Linked DNA regions of Homo sapiens: all the other regions are linked to region 2. The links are chromatin loops, found by intact Hi-C in ENCODE. Cell type or tissue: heart right ventricle. All regions are shown on one strand. Region 1 overlaps ENOX1 (ecto-NOX disulfide-thiol exchanger 1). Region 2 overlaps ENOX1 (ecto-NOX disulfide-thiol exchanger 1). Region 3 overlaps ENOX1 (ecto-NOX disulfide-thiol exchanger 1).

The links. Peaks named below come from ENCODE experiments on the same cell type or tissue, not always from the same donor. Only the 100,000 strongest peaks of a DNase experiment are listed, where the experiment ranks them.
Region 1: a loop joins it to region 2, with 3 times the contacts of the local background. A loop is called at or near these places in 9 of 110 quality-filtered maps.
Region 3: a loop joins it to region 2, with 3.0 times the contacts of the local background. A loop is called at or near these places in 9 of 110 quality-filtered maps.

The regions. Positions count from the first base shown.
Region 1 is chr13:43,684,871-43,689,870 of GRCh38, reverse strand. All of the region lies in intron 1 of ENOX1 (ecto-NOX disulfide-thiol exchanger 1), which reads left to right. Among named protein-coding and RNA genes, the nearest start is that of ENOX1, 100 kb to the left of the region's middle. In heart right ventricle, no CTCF peak of the experiment used is centred here; a DNase peak (open chromatin) is centred at 3,110; H3K27ac peaks cover 4,147 bases.
Region 2 is chr13:43,765,354-43,770,353 of GRCh38, reverse strand. The region is part of intron 1 of ENOX1 (ecto-NOX disulfide-thiol exchanger 1); the gene reads left to right. Among named protein-coding and RNA genes, the nearest start is that of ENOX1, 19 kb to the left of the region's middle. In heart right ventricle, no CTCF peak of the experiment used is centred here; DNase peaks (open chromatin) are centred at 2,543, 2,858 and 3,465; H3K27ac peaks cover 2,613 bases.
Region 3 is chr13:43,695,114-43,700,113 of GRCh38, reverse strand. All of the region lies in intron 1 of ENOX1 (ecto-NOX disulfide-thiol exchanger 1), which reads left to right. Among named protein-coding and RNA genes, the nearest start is that of ENOX1, 89 kb to the left of the region's middle. In heart right ventricle, no CTCF peak of the experiment used is centred here; no DNase peak of the experiment used is centred here; H3K27ac peaks cover 2,625 bases.

The DNA.
Region 1 (5,000 bases), 80 kb after region 2:
TGGAGAAGAAGCCTTGGGCAAAGCAGAGAGCATGGAAAATTGCAAAAAATGGAAGTGAAAAAGAAATGCATTTGATAATGAATCCTTTGAGTGTTGAGTGTGTGTATACAACGACAGATGTATATTCATATTTATATTAAGTTCATATGTGTATAAGATCACATAAAATGTTTGATGCAGAATATACATTTCTCCTATAGAGAGAGCTTGATTTATGGACACAAAAGTAAATGGAAAAAATGAATATTATGACACATAGCCCTAAAGCAGTCCATCTGCATGGTAATGAAAATCTGGCTTTTTCGAGAAGCTGATTTTGCCATTTTCTCTTAAATCCAATTTGGCTTATTTTTCATCTAAATATCAGAGGCACCAAATAATGTCAGCTTGTCAGAGATGTGCTCAGTGCTTAATGATGAAATTTGTACTCACATTTCTACATACATTGATTAAGTATCTAACACAGTCTCGTTTTATTTTTGTTTTGTCATTCTTCTACTTTGCTGGATCTTCCTTTTACCTCTTCAGTGTATCTTCTAACATTGGTGTTCTTTGGAGCTCTGACCTTGGTCTCATGCTTTATAGTTGCCTGAATCACTTTTATTCATTTTCATGCCTTCTTGACCTCTCTATGTATTTTTGACTCTGGTGGTAGATCCTGGTAGCTGTTCACCAAAATTCAGTCTACTCCTGATCCTAGAAACAAACACAGCTAGACTGCATTTGTCACCTCTCTGGAAGTTCGGATCCCTCCATAGAAACCTCCTACAAATGCTTGTCTCTGAACTTTCCTCCTTTTGGCTGAGTAGGATGGATGCTGCCATCAGATGGGCTCCTGGAACAACTGTCCTCCCCCAGCCCTGGCCTGAGTTCTGTCATCATATGAGAAAGAAATACTTATTACTGAAGCCACTGATTTTTGTGGCCTGTTAGTATATTTTAGATGACCCTAACTAAAACAACTTACCTAGAGCCCAGATCTTTTTTCCTGAAACTGAGATCCAACTGTCTAACTGCTTATTAGACACATCTTGGGTGATATATTTCAGGTATATTGAACTCAGCTTGTCTAAAACTGGTCACTGCCTCCTTCCCTCTGACCCTGCTCCTTCTCCTGTGCCCCTTTCTCTGCAAATAGTAGCCCCGGACAACCAGACGCTGAGTTCACATACTTGGGAGCCATTTTTACTATTCTGATTGCCACACTCCTCATTTAATCCAGGAGTTGGCATGCCCTAGCCTTGGGTCGAATTTGGCCTATGGCCTGTTTTTTTGTAAATAGGTTTTTATGGGGACACAGGCATGCTCATTCATTTATATATTGTCTATGTCCACTTTCTCACTAAACAGCAGAGTTGAGTAGTGGTGACAGGAACCATATGGCTGGCAAAGGCTAAGCATTTCTTATCTAGTCCTTTGCAGATAAATTTTGCCAACCTCTCATCTGGTCAATTGCCAAGGCCTGCTAATTCTGTCTAGTATTCTTTTGAACCCATCCACTTCTTTCCATTTCAAATGTCACCATTACCATCTTCATCTGGACTACTGAAATAGCATCCTAAGTGGTTTCTACACATCTAGTCTCACAGTTTTATAATCCATTCTCCATATGGCACCACAGTAATCTTGCTAAAAGGAAATGTTGAAGGTCTACTTGTTGCAGTTAACCTCCCGTTAATGATACCACTCCCAAATCTATGTGACTTTACCTACAACCCAGGTCTCTCTCCCAAAACTCGGATCCAAATGTCACTACCTTGGTTAAAATCCTCCAAAGGCTTCCCATTGCCCTTAGGATAAGGGCAATGGGAAAATAGCTGGAGCCTGAGTTTGCCTTCTCACTTAAACACTAGCCCTCCTCAGTAGCTTTGAGTATTTTGTTTATATTGTGTTCTCTCTAGTTTCTGGGTCTCCTCCTCCCCCTTCCTACATTCTCCTTTCACCTGGATAAGTCTCACTTATCTCTCAGGTCAAAATGTAAAAGGTATGTTGTCTAGAGGCTCTTCCTGATCTCCAGATTGGCTTTGGTTTCCTTCCTGTGTGGCCCATAGCACCCTGTGCTTCATCTGTCATTATAGTTACTACATTTGATTGGCCTTATGATTTATCTCTCTTTCTCCCACTGACTGTAAATTCTGCAAGAGGAAGGGCCACGGATGTACTGAGTCTTGCTGAATATCCAGCCTCCATCATGCTTGGAACATAGCATGCACTGTAGGGTAATATCAAGTGATGTTTCCCGCCCTCCTCTCTCTCCTGCAACTTAAAATAAGAAGAGTGCCTTCTTAGAGTAAGGATTTTAATTGACCTAATTAAGTTCAAAGAAAATAAGTGATTAAGGGAGCCAATCATGAAATAGGCTGGCTTGGTGGGTACAAGTGGGGAAGAGACAAACTCTGTAGAATACAAAAGCAGAGGAAACTATGAGATACATGTGTAACCACACATACGACACTCATTCAGTAACTGCCAGAACATCTGAGACACCCAATACTCCAGATTGACATGATCCATTCCCCCGTCCAATATGACTGTGTCAGCCATTTTCAGTCACAAAGAATAGAGGAAAAAGAACATTACTTTTGTCCTAGTTAGAGAGAGCCCTTGAGCAAATGCCATTTATTCAACCTTTCATTTGTTTGTTTAGCAAATATTTGTTAAATGTGATACCAGATGCTTGGAATACAAATGGTAAGGGAAAAAAGGAGTTATTACACTAGTGAGAAGGCAGACACCTAAAATCTAATTATAGGACAATATGGTAAGCATTGTAATTTAGCAATTTGTACAAAGTGGTGTGAGAGCACAGAGGAGGAATCAAATTCCGTCGTTACCTATTTCTGGCAACATGAAAATGGAAATGTATATATACTTTTTTGTGAGGAGCGGAGGAAGTGAGTAAAGTTCACTTCTCTTGTGCTTTGGTTTTGCATGAGTAGTTTTTCATTGCTGCCTTTTCTACCTTTCTTTGGGGCTGTGATGGAGAGAGTATGCTGTTTTCCACGAGTTTGCTTGGCAGATAGGATAATTCATGCTGCAGGACTAGCATTAGCAGCATTTCTTTGACATACTCGGATGAGTCATAGGAGAGAAGACAGACACTGTTCCCATGATGTCACCACCCCTCCCTGACCTCCCCAAGGAGACACAGGAGGAAAACGCAGTTTCTGTGTGTTGACTACTTGAAATAGCCAAATGGGGAAAATTGCATTTGAATGAGTGTGATACCATGTGTGTAAGGTCTCAGAGTCTATGTGAGAATCTTTAACCAAAGACTCACTTAGCTAAGAACAAACCCTGGTCTTTGTGGGTCAACATTCATATGGTTCGAGTTCAGAACCTCCTTTTGCCTCAGTAAGCCAGATAACACAGAAATGGACTGACATTGTGTTCTTTCCCTGTATTATCTTCACTTTGTTAAAAAATAAGGAACTCCTGCATTTTTTTTCTGCTCATCTTTTCCTTCATCTTTCAAAATTTATTGGATGTAGGCTAATCCTGATAGAAAATATCATTGACCACTGATAAGCAGAAGTAATTGATAGCATGCATTCACATCCCATCTCTGATTAACAGGGGAGACTTGAATGAGTTACTAAAGCTTCCTACACTTTGATTTTCTCATCTTAAAAAATGAGAATATTAATACTACCAGTCTACCTCAAGATATTATCATGAGGATTAAATGAGATAACACAAATAAAGTCCTGGTATATCCCGAGAGCTACTTAAGGTTATCTTTTGTTATTAAGTCCCAATATCTAAGCTTTACTGATTTGTTTCTTCTTTGTTTAGAAGGTCAGGTGCTTTTCCTTTGCTATTCCAATCATGACAGTGGCAAGAGCCTGCTTAAAGATTATCCCTAAGGACTCATACATGACTTTTGACTCCTTGGTTGCTGTATGTTGGCCAAGACTTCACATATATTAAGAGATTTCTGAGTGTTTCAACCATGTAGTGTGTGTGTGTGTGTGTGTGTGTGTGTGTGTGTGTGTGTTTCCTTCTGGGATTTCTAAAGGCAGTGACAAGTCTGTTAGATTCTTGAGGAGGGCTAATTTGATAAGTAATGGGTATGCCTCCCAGCAGGCAAATGTGTTCTCATTTCTCAGAATGCCCAGGAGAAAATACTAGCTGAGCTCAAAGTTGAGCTTACAGTCATCTAAAAGTCCAGAAGGAGGAAGACAGCAGAATAATACAGATGTTCATAATTCATTAGCTTTTATCCTACCACCGGCAACTTAAAAAAAAACCTGTCACCATATAATGCCTTTCTTTCAGAATTTCCTTTTGAGTTCAGGCCTTACCTATTTTAGGGCATGAGTTGCCAAGTGCACTGACTCATTTTTTCATGATGTAAGCCATGAACAGGTTACTGCTCAGAGGCTGGAGGACCTACTTTAGGCCAGCAGCGAGGTACGCACATGGCTGTCAGCTGTGCCCTTACACTTTCACTCACCTGGGCTCCCCTGAGAAATGCCATACTCAACTCCTTACCATTAGCTATGAGTCCTACACAGAGGCCTTGTTAGCATCAAAAAGCTCCTCTTCTCCTCTGCCTTCCTGGCAGCAAGCTACCCAGGGGAATAGAAGGAAACTATGCAAGATGCAGATTGCAATTGCTGGGAAGTGAGACTTTGTGCAGAAAATGCGGATCAACTAGATCCGGATATAGTGAAGTATGAAGAGACCCATTGTAGGAAAGTGTCGTCCGGGTGAACTTGAAAGCTGCGGCAGACTCTTTGGCACCAAGTTTTATTTAAAGCAAGCATTGTAGAGCACAGCCTTGGGGATCCTGGGAAATCGAGGAAGAGCAGCATGATTTACACAGTAAGGCCAAAAAGAAAGTAAATGCTTAAGGGACAGTAATTTCTAAAAACTAGCAGTTCTAAAGAGACATTCTAAATACTACTTCTTTGAAAACCATTACAAAGTTCAAATATTTATAGTGGTATTATTTAGCTATGATCATTATTTTTTTTGATTTGACTGAGTATAACATA
Region 2 (5,000 bases):
TCTCTAGGAGCACATTAACTTTCCAGAGAAAAAGAGCTTCTCTTCTTTTACTCCTTCTACTTACACCATTGTAGGTCATGTGACCAGGGGGAATGCCATTTTCTCATTGTCTCAGATCTGGGTAGAAGCATATGCTAACTTCGTCCAAACTTCATGAATTGGAAACTAAGAGTTTTGTTAAAGAAGAAGCGGAAATGCCTCACTGACTAGGCAGCTAATGGTGTTTGTTAGAGTTTACTCTAGATTTACTGATAGACATTTGTTTCCAATTTTTCATTCTAAAATTCATTGCTGCTCTAAGCATACTTGCATGTATACCATTCTACACTTGGGCAATTATCTCATTTGGGTAAATTCTTATTAGAGAAATTGCTGGATCAAAAGATACGCTCCTTTTGCATTTTACATAAGCCATCTAAGCCATGAAACTACACTATTGCCAGTTAGGCGTTGATATCCCTCAACTGCCTGTTGTGAGCTTTTGTTTTTAAGTCTCTGAACCTTTAAGTGGAGGCTTCAGAATTAAAGCAGAATTTCAGGTGTCACAATTTCTCTGAGCATGACAAATTGGAACTGACATCATTTGAGGTTAATCAAAGCTCCTGTGGTTTTTAAGTGTTTCACGAGGAAGGCAAAGAGAAAGGGATGGAGAGGAATGTATTCTACCAGCCATAAGCCTAGTGCTTGGTGGGTGATGGCCTAGAGATAGACTATTTGGGAGCCCCTGAGTGGCCACCTGTATCTTGCTGTCAATACATGCTTGCTCTGCAGTCAGTCTGTTACTATCTCCTTCTCCATTCCAGTATAGGATGTAAAGACCAGTGAAGCATAATTGAAAGTGCTTGGAGCTAATGGCCATCTATGCACTTACTCTCTGCTCTCAACTGTAGTTTTTCTGAAATTCTTGCAGTTGAATTTAGTAAAAAAAAAAATTAACTTAGAAATCAGTGATTTCTGGGTGGCAACACTTAGTGTGCCTTGGTCATCCTTTTGAGGAAGTGAATGGGGAAGCTCATTAGGGTGGCACACTTGTGGGGACCCAGTGGCAGAGGGGTGCTATTCGCTATAGTAGCCTTTATTAATGTGAAGGAGAGGGCATTTAGAAACCTAGCAGAAGATTCAGTGTTATGGGTAATGTCTTTTGAGTATCTTCAGGCACAGTTGCATATGTCATCCTATTCAATCCTCATGGCAGCCTTTCTAATGACAATAAGAGGAAGCCAAAACATAGATTAAGCAACTTGCCCACTGTGATAGCTGGTAAATAGAAGCAGCAAGAGTTCTGAACACCTTCCTTTACCACATTGTTCACCATGTTGCTTCTTCTCTCCTCAAATAGAAATTAACTAATAGCAATTTGTTTATTTTATTTTCACTGATACTAGAAAATAAGCAACACAGTGTTAAGTATTGAAATTGAGATATGGCATTGGAGAGATTCACCTAATAATTGTAAATGATAAGTGACTGAAAGTGTAAATGGCCCAAGTAAGGTTTGTGACCTAGGCAGACAACGAGGAAATCGGATTGACAATGACAAAGTGAACAGGCTTACTTGTGAAAAGTGACTGCTAGTTGGGAGTATTCATGAGCATGAGAAACATGGAAAGAGGCCAAGTGGTAAAAATAGATGAGATAAAGTAATATGGTGTATGTATGTTTTAAAGCTGTAAATATGCTAAAGAAATGTTAGTACTTATTATTGTCAAATTAAATATTTATTTATGTTTTAAGAGACAGTATCTTGCTTTGTTGCCCAGTCTGGAGTGCAGTGGCATGATCATAGCTCACTGTAACCTCGAACTCCTGGGCTCAAGTGATCTCCATCTCAGCTACCCAAGTAGCTAAGACTGCAAGGCATGTGCCACCATGCCTGGGTAGTTTTAAAATTTGTTTTGTTTTGTTGTGTTTTGTTGCAGAGACAGGATCTCACTATGTTGCCCAGGCTGGTCTTAAACTCCTGGCCTCAAGTGATCCTCCTGACTCAGCCTCTCAAAATGCTGGGATTATAGACATGAGCCAACACACTCAGCCTAGAAATGTTTACTATGGAAGCATATGTTCATTACAGAAAATTTGATTGGTGAAGATTTGGAGATGTCTGAACTTGTCTGCTATGGTTTTTTGGGTTCAGAATGCTAGAAGGATATAGAACAATTAAACAGTAATCAAAAAGGAGGAAAAGCACAACATAAATGAAAGCACAACTTTATCAGAGTAAAAATGTATGTATGTAAGAAGGAAAATGTTAGGTTGTAGAGTACTTAGTGGGGAAAAATATGGCTTAAGCTCACTGGAATGGAGTTATGTAATACAGAACCAGTTCATTTGACATTTAGAATATGGAACAGTTCTTTGTGGGCATCCACTAAAAGAAGCCCCCCTCCGCTCCCCCCCGACTCTCTTAGTCTCTCTCCCTCCTCCTCATCTCTAATTGCTGAGTGCCAGGTGGAGCTGGAGGGCACTGACAGATTGAGTGGTCCTAGTGAGTCTGGTATTGCATCTGGCATCCAGTGTATTGCTCCCCTCAGGCTCCTGCCGGCTGCTATGCACTGCCCATGTTTGTGGTGTCTGCCAGTGGACAACTGATTAAGAGCCATGGGGGAGAGTAGAGGGCTTTGGCAAGTGCCCAGCTGTGTATGACAGACCCTGCTCACTGTAAGTGCTTTGGTGGAAGCTGAGTGCATTATTTCCCACTGATGCTCTAATGAACCCATTACAGCATATCTGCTGTACTGTCTCCTTAGTCACCTTTATTGGGAATTGACTTCATTGCCCAATTGCACTGATTGTTAGAAACTTCCTTTTAAAGCACAGTCTAAACTTTTCCCTCCTTGGCGTGAGGCAATTGCTGCCTGCCCTATTTGGCAGTTGCTGGGAGTAGCTGTGAACACTGGTGATATTGTTGGCTGAGGAGTAAAACAGAAGCTGCATAAAGTTTGGCTCCCTGCATACTTCAGGGCACAGGTTCTGATCCCAAGGTTAAAAACAACACAGAAACAGTAACTAAAAATGTCATTGAACAGTGCATACTTGAATGGCCTTCAGTGCCCAATGGGGACATCTGTGTTTCATTGTTGAAGATGCCACTGCAAACTTCCAGTGCTCCAAATTTTTGCTCCTGTCTCTTTATACTGAAAATCTTAGCGTGAAATATTTAGTGCCCTAGGAAAGCTAAATTAATGGTGAGTCAGAGTAATTAAGGCAAAGTAAATAATCTCCAAGGTTCTCATTCCCCGTGAAACTAATTTCATATCGTATCCTTCATGTGTTAAAAATAGTTCTCTGCTAATTCAAGATGCCTGTGCTCTGTGTTGGTGAAGTGCACTTCAGTTCTATTGAAAGGATGCAGATTAGAGAGTTATTTTCAATTGGGCAATTTTTTTTTTTTTAAGAGAGACATTCATTTTGGCACCATGAGAGCGTGAATCTCTTTGGGTGAGCTGAGAGTTGGATACAGCTGCAGCCGGGCAGATGATGGGCCAACTAGCTTATGATAACTTGCAGCTGGGATATCCTTTTCATCCTTTTAGTGAGAATTCTCAATTCCCATTCTTCTGTTCCATGATGAAATTAGTTTAATTTTTTTGGATGGTTTTTGACTGTCCGTAGCTTGACCTTGTCTGTGTCTACAAATTTAGAAACCAAGTCTATTTTACTCTTCTGAGCAATGGGAACATTGGGACTTGAATATAATTTTAATTATTTGTCACCTTAAAATAATCATGAAATACAAGCTCATAACCGTTCCCTGAATACATTTTTAGACTTCAGTGCTCCAAAGTTTACCTTTCTACAGTTGAGCTATAGCAGTGTGCTACCCCATTGTCCCGGAGGCTGGGACGATTGTGGTGCTTTGGCTTGAGTGCGTGGCTAGGATACTATGCTTCCTCAAGTGAATGAACTGTGTTGGGATTTATTGTTACAGCAGTAGCCTTAATCAAATAAGATAATTCTTTCTCTCTCTGTGACAAGAAAGTGTTTTGGTTAGAAAGAACGTAGGTCTTTAGAGGAAAATGTTTAACATACAGTCCGCAGTTACCTACAGTTGAAATATGAGACCATTATCACTGCTCCTGTGCACCTTCAGGATCCCTCAGTCCCTTTCTTCAAAGGGTTGCCTCAGTCCTTTAGTGCATCAGGGACCTGTTTTTCCAGATAAATGCAATTTTGCTTTTAGAATGTTTTGAGGTGGCAACACGGGAGTGGAATATGCAGTGTCCAGTGCATATCACAGAGTAGAATCTGTGTCTAGCCACATGTCCAAGCGGAAAAATGCAGCTAATCAATGGAAGGAGAAGCACATATAAAATGACTAATGATTCTTTTGTCTTTTAGAGATTTAGTTTTAGTGTCATAAGAACACTTTTTGGACAATGAAGTCTCTCCTTTTGCTAAAATTTAAATTTCTTTTTATGAGAAGAAAGATACTGAAATTGAGTATAGGCAGACTGTATGTGAAGACATCATACTCTATTTGTATGTTATGACTTTTTAACATTACTATCTTTATTATAATCATTACCTAACGATGTGAAAAGCATCATTGCATCTTTGGATCACTATGATTTCTGAACGAACTGGGTAATGATTATTTTCCGAGTTATAAAGGTGATGAAATTGAAAGTTGGTGAAGTCAGTTTGTCATTCATTCCTTCATTGATTCATTGTTTATTTCGTAAGTGTTTACTGAGTGCTTCCTAATGTTACTGCAGCTCTGAATATACAAAGATGACATGTCCCTGCCCTGGAGGAGCACTTAAGCTACTCGAGGAATGGATAGCTATAGATAACTAACAGTGTGTGATCAGCATTAGGAAGCAAATAATTACCAAGCATTAGAGGGGTGCACAGCAGGGTGTCAGATTAATTCTGACAAGGGAGTTGGGGTGCCTTTCATAGACAAGGGAACTAAGCTAGGCTCCAAGGGGCTCTCCAGGTGGAGGTCATTCAAAGCAGAGACACAGAAGAACACAGTATGTCCAGGGAGCATAGTATTA
Region 3 (5,000 bases), 70 kb after region 2:
CTCTAATAAAAGTCAAGATGCTTTTTAAAAACAAACAATTGTTAACAGGTACAAAAATACATTTGGATAGAAGGAATAATATCAAGGGTTTTGTAGTACAGTAGGGTGACTATAATGAACAATTAATATATAGTTCAAAATAGAAGAATTGGAATGTTGCCAACATAAAGCAAAGATAAATGTTTGAGGTGATGGATATCTCAGTTATCCTGATGTGTTATACATGCATACACATTGTACATATGTTTCAAAATATCACATATTCCCCAAAAATATGTACAACTATTATGTATTGTTTTAAAAAAGAGAGAAAATAAGCCAAATAAGTGATTGTTCGTGGGGAAGGAAGTGCAGACTTTAAAACAATTAATGGTTTTGGTAACTATTCTTCTCTGCACAAGTATTAACCAGTTTTCACTCTTTAGCAGTAATATATACTTCAAGCCCTAAATATTCAAAACATGAACTAATTTTTCTTCATTATTGAAATCTCTGTATGCAAACCTAGTAGCATTTGAAAGCTAATCTCCCTATGTGCCAAAGTAATTACAGCAAAGTAAATAATCTCCAGTGTTCTTATTCCCTATAGAAATGGTTTAATATCTTATCTTTCGAAACTGGTTTTCAGCTCATTCAAAAAGCCTGAGAAAAGTTCTTTAGTATTCAGAAAAGGAGTAACTTTAAGAACGCTCTGTTGCATATCTGCCCTCTAGCAATCCCGATTGTGCTGGGGTACCATTCTAGAAGGAGAAAAGAATTCTTTCTACTTCTTTTTGCTAGCATGGGTTGTGTGTTCCTCTGTAGAGCACCAAATCAGACTCCTGAACCAGAAGTGTATAAAAACGAAGTGATCTGTTTGACTTGTTGATGATTCCATAGGAGGCATTCTTCCCTCAAGTCATTTCTTAGCTGATGCCTCAGTGCGATATGAGGGGCCACTGCACTTTTCCATGATACTACTTGGAGGGCCTGAGCAACCATGCTGATTTATCACCCACTGGGATTTTTTGTCCTTTACAAGGTTTGCAGTGTTTGTCCCAGTATCTGCACAAGCTCCAGAATTAGTCATTATGCAATTGCTTCCCAAGTTATGAGGCAGTCATCAGCTGGGATGAGCTCTTTGCTTCTCTGTCTGAAATGTTGGATATCAGTGCCAAAGAGAGTCTTGCTTTTTAAACTGTGAAATTGTTTTTCACAGGCTCTTTACTAGTGTATGGGCTGGAAGCTATGCCTTTTTTTCCGCAAAAGGTTAAAACTGTAAGAAGAGTTTCTCAGCATATATGACTCATGTTCTTTCTAGAGTAAGATCGTTGGGAGACATTTAGTTTTGAATAAATATATCTCTAGTGAAGTGTGCAGAGACTTGACATGTGCTATTTGCAGTTTTCAGCCTCTTATAATTTTGTGAAAAGTGCAGTGTTGATTGAAAGTTTCTATTTTTGATCATGGTGTTAAGATCATTGTTTGTTTTACTTCTTGCCTCAATAAAATATGAGGTAAAAAAAAACTTCATTTTTGTGAATTTTTATATGTGTTAAAATTGTAGTATTTTAAATTTTCAAAAGATGCCTTTCTATAATATGGTTTAATTGTTTAAGTTTTAGCTCACAGTCTATTTTTATAACCACTGAGTTTTACATTTTATTATTTATGCTGTGATTTGGCATTCTGTAAAGTTTCTGATATGTGCTGGCTACTCTAACAGTTAGGGTCTTTGGAGGTCTGTATTTCCAACTTTATATAATTGATCTTTTCTTTGTTTTTACTGTAGCTTCCAGGTCAAGATTGAATGTGTTTACCAAAAGGTACTTATGTAGGAGTTGTGATTCTTACGTATTGGTTGCTGAAAACTAAAGGGGCTTTTGAAGGCAGGATGACAAGCAAAGCATTATTTGTAATAGAGCATCACTGTTGGATATGGTAAAGTAAAATTTTAGGTGAAAACCAGTGACACAAAGGGATTCCCTGATGACTCACCCATTTTTTTTGAGTCCACTCCTTCATTTTCTCTGATCTCCTTCTCTCCTGCTTCATCATTACTCTCTGCTGATATACAGAGTGTTTGAATGTATCCACCACCGTATCTTCTTTTTCTCTCTTCCTTCTTTGCCCTGCCAAATGTGAATGTACTGCAAGGCCCTATCCTTTCCTTCCTCAATGCTGATTCTGGTGTGATGGAGCATCTGGAAGCTTAGCTTCAGTCAGTTTGTGAGCCTTTCCTGAACAGGGCAGAAGGAACAATAGAAGCTTCATCTACAGTAAGTAGCATATGGGGACCCAAACCAGTCTTGCTCCTGTAAACCAGGTGTTGACAGAGGGGAGGTAGAGTTACTTCTGGTTACTCGTATTCAGACCATCCTGTATCCTTCCAGCAAAGCCTATCAGATCTGTCCAATTTGTGTGAACTAGAGTCTTTCTGGAATCCCGTCCCTTTGGATGGAACTTGTCTATTTTGCCCAGGTCCTGCTAGTTCTGGAGAGGCTGAGTTCTGTCCTTCATCTCCTGATCCCGTGGCAGGTGATCTGTCCTGATATGGCTAGCCTGTGACTGGAAATTCCTGCTGCTGTGCCTGACTTTCTAGATTAAACTTCCTAGTTATCAGCTCTGGCCTGATTAAGCCTGTGTTTGCACTGTCCTTCAGAACATTGTAGTTGAACAGCCAGCTCCCTTCCTCAAGGTTGAGCCCTAAAATTTGGTCAGTTTCCCAAGCCCTTGCATGGCCTTGTCCTGGTCTTCTTTGTTCTGCAGTGGACTGAGTTTCCTCTTTGAGGGTAAGTTATAACAGGCCACTTTTCTTCTCCCTGTGTTCCCACTGAAGGCTTCAGCAATGACCTCTATTAGGAAATATATTTCTTAAGCTCCAATTCTATATTTTATTTGCTTAATGGACCCTACCTACATATGTTCCCCTGATAGCTTAAACCCAATCTATGTCTAAAATTGAACTCATTTCCTTCCCGCTCCTACTAGTTCTTCCTTCAGATTTGACCATCCTTTCTGTTAATGGCACAGTGGTCTATCCCATCTTCCATGCCAAAAACGTAGAGTCATCTTGTATTCCACCTTCTAAATCACCTTTCATATTCAATGTTAATTGTTTCATTTCTTTTGTATCTTTTTCCAGCTCCTCATTTGTATGTTTCACTCTGTGCCTTTCTTTATACAGTTGCCTCTGCCTGAGATGCAACTCCTCATTTCTGCTTGTTTAAGACATTTTTATCCTTCAAGAGCCAGTGAAGATGGTTTCTGTTCCAAAACCATCTTCTCTGATATGGCCAGCTGGAAATATTCTTATATATTCTTAAAAAAAAAAAAAAAGCAAAGGAATCTCAAAAATGTGTCCTGTCATTATTTACGTACGTCTTGAATTGTCCTGGTTATAGTTTAAGCACCTGAGATAAAGGTCTAAGTGCGTGCATCCATGTGTTGTTTATTGCTATATCATATCAAAACCCACCCAGATCTTCCTAAATTGTTCTCTGAACTCCAGGTATCATTGCTAACTAGCATGGATATCCTTTCGGTGTGCCCTATAGCACCACATTCTGTGGCTCCCAAGCTCAGCCACTGTGTATTTGTGTCTACCTATAATGGCTAAAAATTGTCCACTATGTGTAAAATATCTTTTGAAGTATCCCAATTACTTTCCCAGCTGAGCCCCCAAAAACCAGAAAGCAGACACAGAAGGAACCAAAATATATCAAATAGCAAAGAAAATGGCACAACCACTTTGGAAAACAATTTGGCAGTTCCTGAAAAGGTTAAACGTAGAGTTACCACATGGCCCAGTATATCTCTTAGCTATGTATCCAAGAGAACTGAAAACATATTTCCATACAAGTACCTGTACATGAATGTTCATAACAACATCAGTCATAATAGCTAAACAGTGGGAAGAACCCACATGTCCATCAACTGATGAATAGATAAACAAAATCTGGTATTAATATATCTATACCATGAAATATTATTCTGGCATCAAAAGGAATGAAATACCAACACATGTTGCAACATAGATGAACTTTGAAGACATTATGCTGAGTGAAAGAAGCTAGTCACAAAAGGCTACATATTATATAATTTCATTCATATGAAATGTCTAGAATAGCCAAATTCATAGAAACAGAAAGTAGAGTAGTAGTTATCATGGGTTGTAGTGGGGGGATGGGGAGTGACTACTGATGGATATGGGGTTTCTTTTGAGGATGATTAAAATGTTCTGGAATTAAATAATGGTGATAATTGCCGAACTCTGTGAATATATTAAAAATCACTGAACCGTACACTTAAAAACGGGGAATATTTAGGGTATGAGGATCATATTTCAGTAAAACTGTTATTTTGTAAAAAGTGAAGAAAAAAATGAGGCCGGGTGCGGTGGCTCACGCCTGTAATCCCAGCACTTTGGAAGGCTGAGGCGGGCCGATCATCTGAGGTCAGGAGTTCGAGACTAGCCTGGCCAACATGGCGAAACCCCGTCTCTACTGAAAATACACAAATTAGCTGGGCACGGTGGTGCATGCCTGTAGTCCCAGCTACTCAGGAGGCTGAGGCTGGAGAATTGCTTCAACTCGGGAGATGGAGGTTGCAATAAGCTGAGATCACGCCACTGCACTTCAGCCTGGGTGACAGAACAAGACTCTGTCTCCAAAAAAAAAAAAAAAAAAAAAATTAGATTTTTTTAAAAGTAAAAGGAGAATGGGTCTGAATATGTTTTGTTGAACCAAGGTGAGCCCTCTGGCTGTGATTAGGTCAGTTAAAGCACTTTGATGGATGAGGAGATCAAGGCTCAGAGAGGTTAGGTAACCCCTACTTAGATCCCTGCAGTGTGTGGTGGGAATGGAGTAAAGAACCATTTTTTTTTTTTTAAATATGAGCTTATTCTGCTAATCATGGGTTACCTTCTCAGAAGAGCATGCAGTTCACATCAGGTGTGTCTTTGTGAACATATCACTCTGCGGGGCCTGGTGACTGCAGGAGATTGAAGTCTAGATGTGCTC